Regions from separate parts of the Homo sapiens genome. Here region 2 is linked to region 1. Evidence: chromatin loops called from intact Hi-C (ENCODE). Cell type or tissue: IMR-90. All regions are shown on one strand.

Region 1 (5,000 bases):
CCTAGGGAGTCAGTGAAGACTTCTCAGAGGAGACAGCCTCAAGGGAGGAAGAGCTCAGAGGCCCAGAGGCTGGAGCTGGGGCAGGGTAAGAAGCCCATGACACGATTGGACGTGGAGACTGCCAGAGACAGAAATGGGCTGAGTGTGGATAGAGAAGGGTGAGGGTGAGGATGGGGGTGGAGAAGGCAGAGAAGAGAGAATAAAAGAGAAGTGGGGTAGGGCCAGAACACAGATGCCATGCTCCACTTGGAGGGAATGGAAAGCTGCTAAAATGTTAAAAATGGAGGACCAACCCACCCAGATCTGTGGTTAAAAAGATCACCTTGTCTTCAGGTCAAGGCGAAGAAGAGGTGGAGAGTTGTGGCGAGGGGACCCAGTTAAGGGGCCAGTAAGAGTGCAGGTGAGGATGGGTGCAGTGGCTTACGCCTATAATTCCAGCACTTCGGGAGGTCGAGACGGGTGGATCACGAGGTCACAAGTCTGAGACCAGCCTGACCAACACGGTGAAACCCTGTCTCTACTAAAAATATATAGGCCATGGTGGCACGCGCCAATAATCCCAGCTACTCAGGAGGCTGAGGCAGAAGAATGGTTTGAACCTGGGAGGTGGAGGTTGCTGAGATCACGCCACTGCACTCCAGCCTGGGTGACAGAGCGAGATTCCGTTATCTAAAAGAAAAAGAGTGCAGGTGAGAGGTGATTCCAGCTTGGAAGGAGGAGTGGCAGAAGTTATAGACGGGCAGCCAGAGGAATACGTGGGTGCTGCCCTGAAGGGGGACCCACCCTTGCAAGTTCAAGACTGCTGCAGGTGGATGCTGTAAGAATCACTGCCCTCAGTTTTTGTTGAAGAATGAAGGCCCAGAAAAATCAATCCATATAGACACAAAGACATGAACCCCAGATCTTCTGATCTCTGTCCAGTGCTTTCTCCAAAATGCTGCTCCTCTACCAGGTCCCAACAATTTCTTCCTTTCTTTTCTCTCTCTCTTTTTTTTTTTTTTAGAGACAGGTTCTCACTATGTTGCCCAGGCTGGTCTTGAACTCCTGGGCTTAAGTGATCCTCCTGCCTCAGCCTCCCAAGTAGCTGGGATTACAGGCATGTGCCGCCATGCCTGGCTAATCAATGATTTCTTCATAATGCGAATTACACATCACTATAACTATGAGCCTACGTTATGAAAATTTGAGATAACCACATGAGATAACTGTGGCCTGCCCAGCATCCATCTCTCCATTTTCCTTATGGGGTCAGTGCACATCTAGAAGTTTACACTCTCCAGACTCCTGTGCAGCTAGAGGTGGCCAATGAGGTGTCAGCTGTCATCATGGCTGGAGCATCTAGGACAGTTCTTTGAAGTGGGCTGCCTCAGACTGGGGGCACTCAAGTGCCTGCCCGCCCTCCAGTTTGTCTCCGTTCTGCCTGGAATATGAACTTGATAGCTGGAACACCAGCAGCCATCTAGCACTGTAAGATAAGTTTGATATGGGAGCTACACGCTAAGACTGGGGGGCAGAAAGGTGGAGACTGAGTGCTTGATGACCATGGAGCCACCATGCCAGCTCTGGACGCCTTATTGCCAGCTTTCTTTTATGTGTGAGAAAAATAAACCTCCATCTTTTAAAAGCTCCTGTTACTTGGGTTTCTTGCTACACACAGCTAAACCAATCCTTACTGACTTGAATGCACAATGAGAATTTTAATGTGAGATCATAGGACTAATGAAACGAAGGCCGGTGCAGAGAAGGGGGTGATCTGTGCCCCGTGGCAAGTGGAAAAAATGTCCCTATCACCTGGGGAGGTGCAATTAACAGGTACCTATTGTAGCTGTTTCCAAAGTTTAAAAAAGCTACACAGGAAATTATAAAGATTCTGTTCTTTCTCTCTTTAAATCAGGGGTGTCCAATCTTTTTGCTTCCCTGGGCCACACTAGAAGAAGAATTGTCTTGGGCCACACATAAAATACACTAACACTAACGAAAGCTGATGAGCTAAAAGGAAAAAAAAAAAATCGCAAAAAAAAAAATCTCATGTTTTAAGTTTACGAATTTGTGTTGGGCCACATTCAAAGCCATCCTGGACTGCACGTGGCCCGCAGGCTGTGGGTTGGACAAGCTTGCTCTAAATATTTAGTTGCATTTGGATATGTGGCTATTAATAGTTTGGTATTTTTGTCTAGTCTGTTAAATCACATATAGATTTAAAACGTGGTGTATATATACACAATATTTACATGTGGGATCATAGCATAACTTGCTTTTTAACTTCATATTATGATGCTTATATCATTAACTGTTCTTTTAAGGAATATTTTCAGTAACTGTATAATACTCCATTGTAAAGATATATCACAATCTATTTAATCACTCCCATATGATGAACATTTAGACTGTTTCCACTTAATGCTAGGATTATCATTCTTATATATAACCTTTTATTAAATCTGATTTTTTCCTTATAAAAGGTTTCTAGAAGTAGAATTGTTGGATAAACAGATATGAATATTTTGATGGTTACTGATGGATCTTGCAAAACTACTTTCCAGAAGGTCTGTTTGTCCGGCTGACGCTCCCTCTGGTGGCCCCTTTGAAGGCTTTGGCGGCACACTTATCATGCCGCAGAACAAACACGCTTCTCCCCATGTAGCTCCCTGTGTGAGCTCTGTGTGCTAAAGGCCGTATTCTCTATGCGGCGGCTAGAACAAGAACACGGGATTCTCCTGTTGTGTGGCCCTCTGCTGCGTTCCTTACCAAAGCCCCCATTACAGCAGTTACCATCATGTCTATTTCACAAAGTCCACCAATCTAGAGGATGAAAATTCTAGGGGAGGGGTGCCCTCCCGTAAGGCATGTAGCTGTGAGGTGGGATCAGCCCCATGGAAAAGACCCCACAGGAAACCCACAGAATAAAGAACTGGGGGGCAATCTGAAGAGCCAAGTTTCAGGAAACTTGAAATCAAAACAAACCAAATTTATAGTCTGCTTTGACAGAAGTTTGAATTAAATTTAAAAAAAACCCATTCCAGTATGACAATTTTATGGCCCTTGGGGGGAAAAGAACTAATGACATCAGGTCTTACAATGTGAATGGTATTAAGAGGATACAGAGATGCGTGTCTGTCTGATACATATACTGCATATATTGGGGCCACCCACATGGTCCCTATACTGAAATGGTAAGTGGGCCTGCCTCAGTTCCCCTACATGAGCATCGGTGACTGAGGGGAGGAGGGAGAAGGGATCATGTTACTTGACTTAGGTGCCTTCAAAGCACAGTTTAGGACAGTGCCAGACACATAGGAAGTGCTCAGAAAGTACCTAACAACTAAAAATATCAGTCCCATACTCCATGGTTCTGAGGGTCTGTGCTCACTGACTCTAAAATCCGGAGAGATGAGTGACTACAGAGTGCTCTGATGGTAAGCCACAAGTGGAAATACAGAACTGATGAAGACAAGTGAATAAAAACAGCGGTAGGACCATTTACTGCAAAAAGAATGTTCACTGACCATTAAGTGAAATCAAATGATTTAAATTTGGCCCAGCAGAGGGTTTAAGGCTAGAATCCGGGGGATTCTATATGGGATTTTCAGAGCCATTACAGAAGAAGAAGGGGAAATACTCAGTTCACACAGGGAGGAAATATTAAAAAGTTATCTCAGTGAGGGGTAAGGAGTTGAGGCAGTAAATGTTTGTGTAACAGTTCTCTTGCATTTATTTGGGCTGTAAAATGTGCCAGCACACAACGGGAGGCTAGCCGGGATTGCTGCCGTGGTGCTAATGGCAGAGAACGATGCTCCAAGCTGCAGGTGTGAGGGTCTGGTCAACGGAAGTAAGGTAGTGCAATTAACACCTTCAAGTTACAGTCCCTCCAGAATCCCAAATTGACTTATACAGCCACATCAGACTATTACTGTGCATAAATTGGTCATTAAAGCTGATCACACTTTTATTCTATTAAGTTTAGGGAGTTGGCATTAGAGTCCATTGGAAAAGTACACAGATTACTCAGCTGCCAGTAGCTGGGGATGACTAGATGGCCCAGAAACACTTAAGAGCTCTGAGACTCATTAGACAAATAACCTGCAGGGGAGGAAGGAGCAGGATATCAGAAAATACAATTGGGCACAATGTTTCAGGTCTTCACCGCTTCCTCTTCTGAAGCAATGCACAGCCATCCCCGCAACACATCTCTATCTGATGGGGGTCCCAGAAGCTGGGCGCAGTTGCCAGGGGAGTGGGTGGGGAAGGTGGGGAACGGATGCAGCCCTGGGCTGGAATCCCTACTCCTGCCTCTGCCACTTCCTGCCTATTTCGCAGAGTTGTTATGGGAATCAAACAAAACACTAGATATGAAGAAAATCTACCATTTTCCCCAGTTCCTTCCCAGGGCCCAAACATATGAAATGTCCTAACGCTACTGGGAGGATTAAACAAGCACAGTGCCAGGCACCTGGCAAGAGCCTGCTAAGCGTTACTTACATGCACAGACTTGTGCTAGGCCTGTCTCTGTCAAGATGCGTATCATGGGCGGGGCGCGGTGGCTCACGCCTGTAATCCCAGCACTTTAAGAGCCCGAGGTGGGTGGATCACGAGGTCAAGAGATTGAGACCATCCTGGCAAACATGGTGAAACGCTGTCTCTACTAAAAATACAAAGATTAGCTGGGTGTGATGGTGTGCGCCTGTAATCGCAGCTACTCGGGAGGCTGAGGCAGGAGAATCGCTTGAACCTGGGAGGCAGAGGTTGCAGTGAGCCGAGATCGCACTCCAGCCTGGTGACAGAGCGAGACTCTGTCTCAAAAAAAAAAAAAAATTGTTCTCCTGGGGATTTGGGACTTAGCTTAAAGGGGCTTTTGTAGCCAGAATATTTCTTGGAAGTCTCGTATTGATCTTCATGTAAATGGTGTACTCTGCTCTATAGCATATTTATGCCTATTTTTGTATACAAATGTTTTCCCTGCCAGATGTGGTAGGGAAACCCACCTTGGTACACAACTGTAG
Region 2 (5,000 bases), 170 kb before region 1:
ATGTATTTAGGAGGTTATCCCTTAATCTTTTGAATGTTACCTTTTACAGGCTATCACATTATGTGTGGTTTTTTTCAGAAGTGGTTTGAAATTTTATAGTCTGATCTTATTAAGTATTGTTTCTAATCTCCTAGGGGATTTCATCCCTGTGGTACACTAGGTGGGACCATCTTGTTCTTCAGTTTAAGATTAAACTGCTTGATCAGTGTCATAAATCCTTGGCTGACTCTCAGCGCCTCTAAGACAGCTTCATTATTATCCATTCAGGGTGAATTCCATGAACTTAACTTTTATTTTTAAAATACAAACCACCATGCCTCCTATGGTCACTTTGCATGTTCTCCATAATATCACGCTGAATGTACACATAATATTGTGCTTTTTGGTAGCTCTGCGGTCATAAGAAAATCGGATGTGTCAGCCAGTGCCTTCTGGGTCCTGGCTCCGTTTTCCCGTGTAGGCTTTTCCCTGGCTCCACTTGTGAGCCCGCTGGTGCCTCGCCGGGTGCAGCTCACTCCTCCCTCCAGCGTTGAATTCCCTTGGACAGAGGCTGTGGGCTTGTGGCGCTGGGATCAGTAAAAGCAGAGGAAAGCTAGATCCAGCCAGGTTTAAGTGGAGATCTCCTTTGTTGAACTTGATGTCACTTTAAAAGTTCACTTTCATCAGCTCCCTGCTCCGTCCACTCTCCCTACTCCACACAAAAAGCTGGATTGATATTCTTGTGAAGAGCCAAGTCCTGCTTTAGGAAAACCAACTTGTTTCTTCTTTATGTGACTATATTTTTGTCAATGTGAATTTTCCTTAATGTAGTCTGGCAAGATCAGAAAAATAATTAGTTACACCAGAGTCACTTAACCTTTCCTTTTCTTATTTGCATTTAAATTAATTTTTATGTGGATAAAAGCTCTTCCTGTGTATATTTTTCATTTCTCTGGTGTCTTGTCTCATGTTCCTTAAAACTTGGAGGCAAAGGACTTCATCGTAGCAAGTTTCCAAAGGAAAAGCGGGAAGCAAACAGGAAGATGAGGTTTCATATTAGGTCACCAGGTATCTAGAGCAGCTGACTTTGTGACGAGGATTCGTGGTTTGCAGTTTGCAGGGTAATTGCAACAAAAATATTCTGCACCTTTGTGGTTAGAACAAAATTCTTTCAAGTTCATGGACAGCATTAGGCTTTTGAAGTCTGCCAGAACCAGTAGCTGCCACTGGGTTTTAAGGACCAGGAGACTTCTCTCCCCAAAAGTGAGGTTTCTTCTTCCTCCCACAGAGGGAGACCGGGGGCCCTGCCCAAGCAGTGCCCCAGGGGCAAGAGGATTTGGGAGAGAACAAAGTGAGCCAGTAAACATGCCCCATGACCCTGACCTGTACCCCATTAGTCCTTCAAACGAAGGTGCCATTCAAATGAGAGAGACCTCAGCCATGGAAAGCAGCACACTGGCTGCCCAACTTCAGGTCCCTGCTGCCTCCTTCTCCCCAAACGTTCCTTTGACAGTCCCTACATCTTATGTGATTTTCCAGCTGTTTGATATTTCCAGATTAGTAAATGTCCTTTAAAGGAAGAGTTTTGTTTAATTATAAAGTCTTTTTAGACTAATTATGTGGCAAATATCAGCCTCCTTCCCTGCCATACCCAACAACAGCCTTGAATTCAATTCCAAAGAAACAAATTTAACTTCAGTACATTGCATGGCAAACATTTGAGTGTTCATACATTTTGATTTCAAGTTTAAAACACACTTGGCTGAAGCCCACAGAAGCAGGGGCTACTTGGGAGAGGACCGTCCCAGGCTTGAAGGCAGCCCCTGCCTCGCCTCTGGTTCCTTGTGCCTTGATTTGCAGCTCCCTTGGTTAAGCCTTTATGGTCCTGGGAAGTTTCTACTAGGCAGAGAAAGCATTTCTGTAAAGGTTTTCTTTTTTAAAACAAAACGAGTCTCTGTGTGCACCACATCCATTTCTGGCATCTCAGGGCTCACTATTCAGAATGGCCAGTTCCCATTCCCTGAAAAGGGAAGGGGCTCTTTGCTCCAGAGCATGCTGGTTCATTCATACCCCGTCCAGAAAGAGCCACCAGCTTCAGGTGAAGTCACCATTCCAGGCAAAAGTAAAAATAAAATTTCAGTTCCAAAAAATGCCTTCAGCCTATCAAAATCTAAGTTTCGACTTACCAATATCTATTAATATTTTAGAAGCAGATTTTTTTATACAAATATATGGGCATGGAGGCAAGGATATATGAAATAATTCCTTTTACTGTTTTTCTGTAGAATTACCTTCTTATTACCTTGACTTTGATCATCGCTTTTATGTTAATTTATTGCCCCATCCGTGGTTTCCAGATGTCAGCCTGGGCAACGGCTATAACAGTTTGCCTTCTGTTCCATAAGGCAGATGAAATTGGAGCTACTCAGATTTTGGAAACAGCTGTTCCTTATCATTGAGAGACAGTTCAGCAGTTTTACCTTTTCATGAGTCATCAGTTACTGGGCCTAGGAAATGTATTTCCATCTTGTGTCATTGACCCCATATCTTCAAAAGATGACACAACTGAAATAGCTTCATGTAGTTCTTCTAGGCTTATTTCAAGAGTCTGCTTAAAAGGTTGTCTGACACTCTGATCATTAAACCCCAGTGTGATCTTTCTAAGAATGCCTCAGGCTCTCTCATTTAGAAAGACTTAGTGCAACTCATTCATTTGAATGAGTTAATTCTTGCTCAATGCAAAGATCCCACAAACCTTGGGGGCTAGGCTGAGGTCCAGCCGCTAAACTCTGCAATTCCTCACTCTCCTGTTCATACACACACAGACACAACCCTCCTCACCTCCCTGACCTGCCCCTGCCAAAAAATATGAGTCATCCGTCAGTGTCTCGGGGAGTTGAGTGGGGAGCTATCTCAGATGCTGAGTCATGATTTTCAGAGAAGATCTGAACAGATTGCTGTGGTTTTAAATTGCTGAATTGTAGAGAGCATCTAGATTGTTATTTTCAGTATTAAAGATGGGGGTCAGGTTTAGAATCCAGCAAGTGAAAAGCTGTCCTTACTCTGCACTTCTGATCTAGAACTCAGCCTGCACTGAAGGGACTATCTTGTGTTTCTTCTTTTCTCCACTGTGTGAAATCATAACAAGAAACAACCTCTGAGCATAAGATCAGCTTCTAGTATTTAGGGGAAGAAAATGCACATTCCTAAAGTGGTATGACACCAAGCTACCCTACATTGAAAAGCAGCCTACTTTTCCAGCCTGATCTAAAGCAAATCCCAAAATAGCATGGGCTTGATTTATTAAACCTCTGTCCTGTGCAGAGGCTGCCCCACGCCTGACCCCACTGTCCTCCGAACTCCTGCTGCAGCCGTACCCTCCAGCCCTCAGTGGAGCAGGATGTGGGTACAGGCCTGAGCCCTGTGCTGTTTGCTCTTCTTGTTTGCAGGTCGCATGTCTTGAGCCAGCCTGTGACACTCTTGTCTCTGTATCCCCCAGACTGTTCAGTCCACTTCCACATAAACTCAGGAAATAGCAATTATTGCCAGATAATCAGTGAGCTGTCTGAAATCATGAACCAAGGCCAGACCCAGATCCCAGGGTTTTTGTGAACCCTAATCCACCACCGTACACTTAACACCAGGCAGTCTTAGTATGCCCTGGGCCAGATTTCCTCTGTGACAGCTTCTTGATTTGTCTTGTGAAGCCCAGAATATGTACTGGGCTCCTGTGTCTTCGAGGGAAGACAGGTTGGGGAGCAAGATGTGTTGTTTATAGAGCCCGAGAGCCACCTGCAAATTCCAGTGCAGCTCATGGCTGCATGTTACCCTGTGGCCTTCACGTAGGGCCTGTAGTGACAGCCACTACATGCGTGGGCTCCAGGCTGTCACCAAACCTTTACAACACGTAGTAAATAAGTCTAGGGTCCACAACTGCTGGGGAAGGCCTTAAACAAATCTCAAGTCTTCAGGATTTCCGTAGCATTTACATCTTGGTAAATTGAATTCCATAATAGACTTTTCCTTTGCTCAAATATGCAATGTTTTGAGTAATTCCCCATTTATTTTTCATTTTAGAAACTTCGTGAATACTTTCATTCAATTTAAGAAGCCCATTATTGTAGCAGTCAATGGCCCAGCCATTGGTCTAGGAGCATCTATATTGCCTCTTTGCGATGTGGTTTGGGCTAATGAAAAGGCTTGGTTTCAAACACCCTATACCACCTTCGGACAGAGTCCAGATGGCTGTTCTACCGTTATGTTTCCCAAGATAATGGGAGGAGCATCTGTGAGTACCTTTTTAAAAAAAAAAAAAAAAAGTCATTCTAGAAAGCTTCCTGAAGAAATCTAGTTTGGTTATTGTTTTTCTAAAGCTGTACAGTGTGTCATTCTGTGGGGACTTTCCATCTTGTAATTCAGATTTGGGTTCATAGACGTTGTTGACCTTTGTTGCATCATTCCCTAGAGAAGGACTTCATTCACTGAGGAGCCTACCACTTTGCATAATTCACATGGATATCTACTGTTAGTAAATACCCAATCAGTAACCCAACCAACAATTTGCAATTGAAAAGTTCTTCACCTAATAACTTAAAAACTGCACTTTTAAGAGAAGGCAATTTTAAGAGGGAGCAAAGTTACATAGGATTAGAGGGTTGTCGTCCATATAATTGTGTGTTTTTATTTCTTTAACTGTTTAATCCGTTCATTATAGTAGTTTGTGTTTGTATTGTAGCTTGTGATTTATCAAGCAGTTATTCACATCTCATTCTCTAGTCCTTGAAATAGGGCAGGAGGTGGTGTCACAGGTCAGGTTCTCCAGAAGCAGACACTGAGATGAGTTTGGCACGTGGAGAATTAGCAGGTAGTCAGTACCTGTGGAAGGGATGGGAAGGAAGCAGGACCGCACAGAGGAAGAGGTCAAAGTGATACTATGCCCATCATCCTTAGGGGTGGGATGTGCGGGAAGCGTTGCACCCTGGACGAGGTGGCTCCCTACAGCTGAGGGCATCCCTAAAGGC

Evidence for each region. A loop is a pair of places that touch in the nucleus more often than their neighbours do. Peaks named below come from ENCODE experiments on the same cell type or tissue, not always from the same donor. Only the 100,000 strongest peaks of a DNase experiment are listed, where the experiment ranks them.
Region 2: a loop joins it to region 1, with 2.4 times the contacts of the local background. A loop is called at or near these places in 1 of 110 quality-filtered maps.

Annotation. Positions count from the first base shown.
Region 1 is chr6:5,112,749-5,117,748 of GRCh38, forward strand. The region is part of intron 2 of LYRM4 (LYR motif containing 4); the gene reads right to left. The region is part of intron 3 of LYRM4-AS1 (LYRM4 antisense RNA 1); the gene reads left to right. Among named protein-coding and RNA genes, the nearest start is that of PPP1R3G, 30 kb to the left of the region's middle. RefSeq lists a silencer at 4,393-4,593. In IMR-90, a CTCF peak has its summit at 2,554 (motif pointing left); no DNase peak of the experiment used is centred here.
Region 2 is chr6:4,939,490-4,944,489 of GRCh38, forward strand. CDYL (chromodomain Y like) reads left to right here. Exons shown (of 7, transcript NM_004824.4): 5 at 4,057-4,267. Among named protein-coding and RNA genes, the nearest start is that of LYRM4-AS1, 62 kb to the right of the region's middle. In IMR-90, no CTCF peak of the experiment used is centred here; a DNase peak (open chromatin) is centred at 2,832; H3K27ac peaks cover 1,129 bases.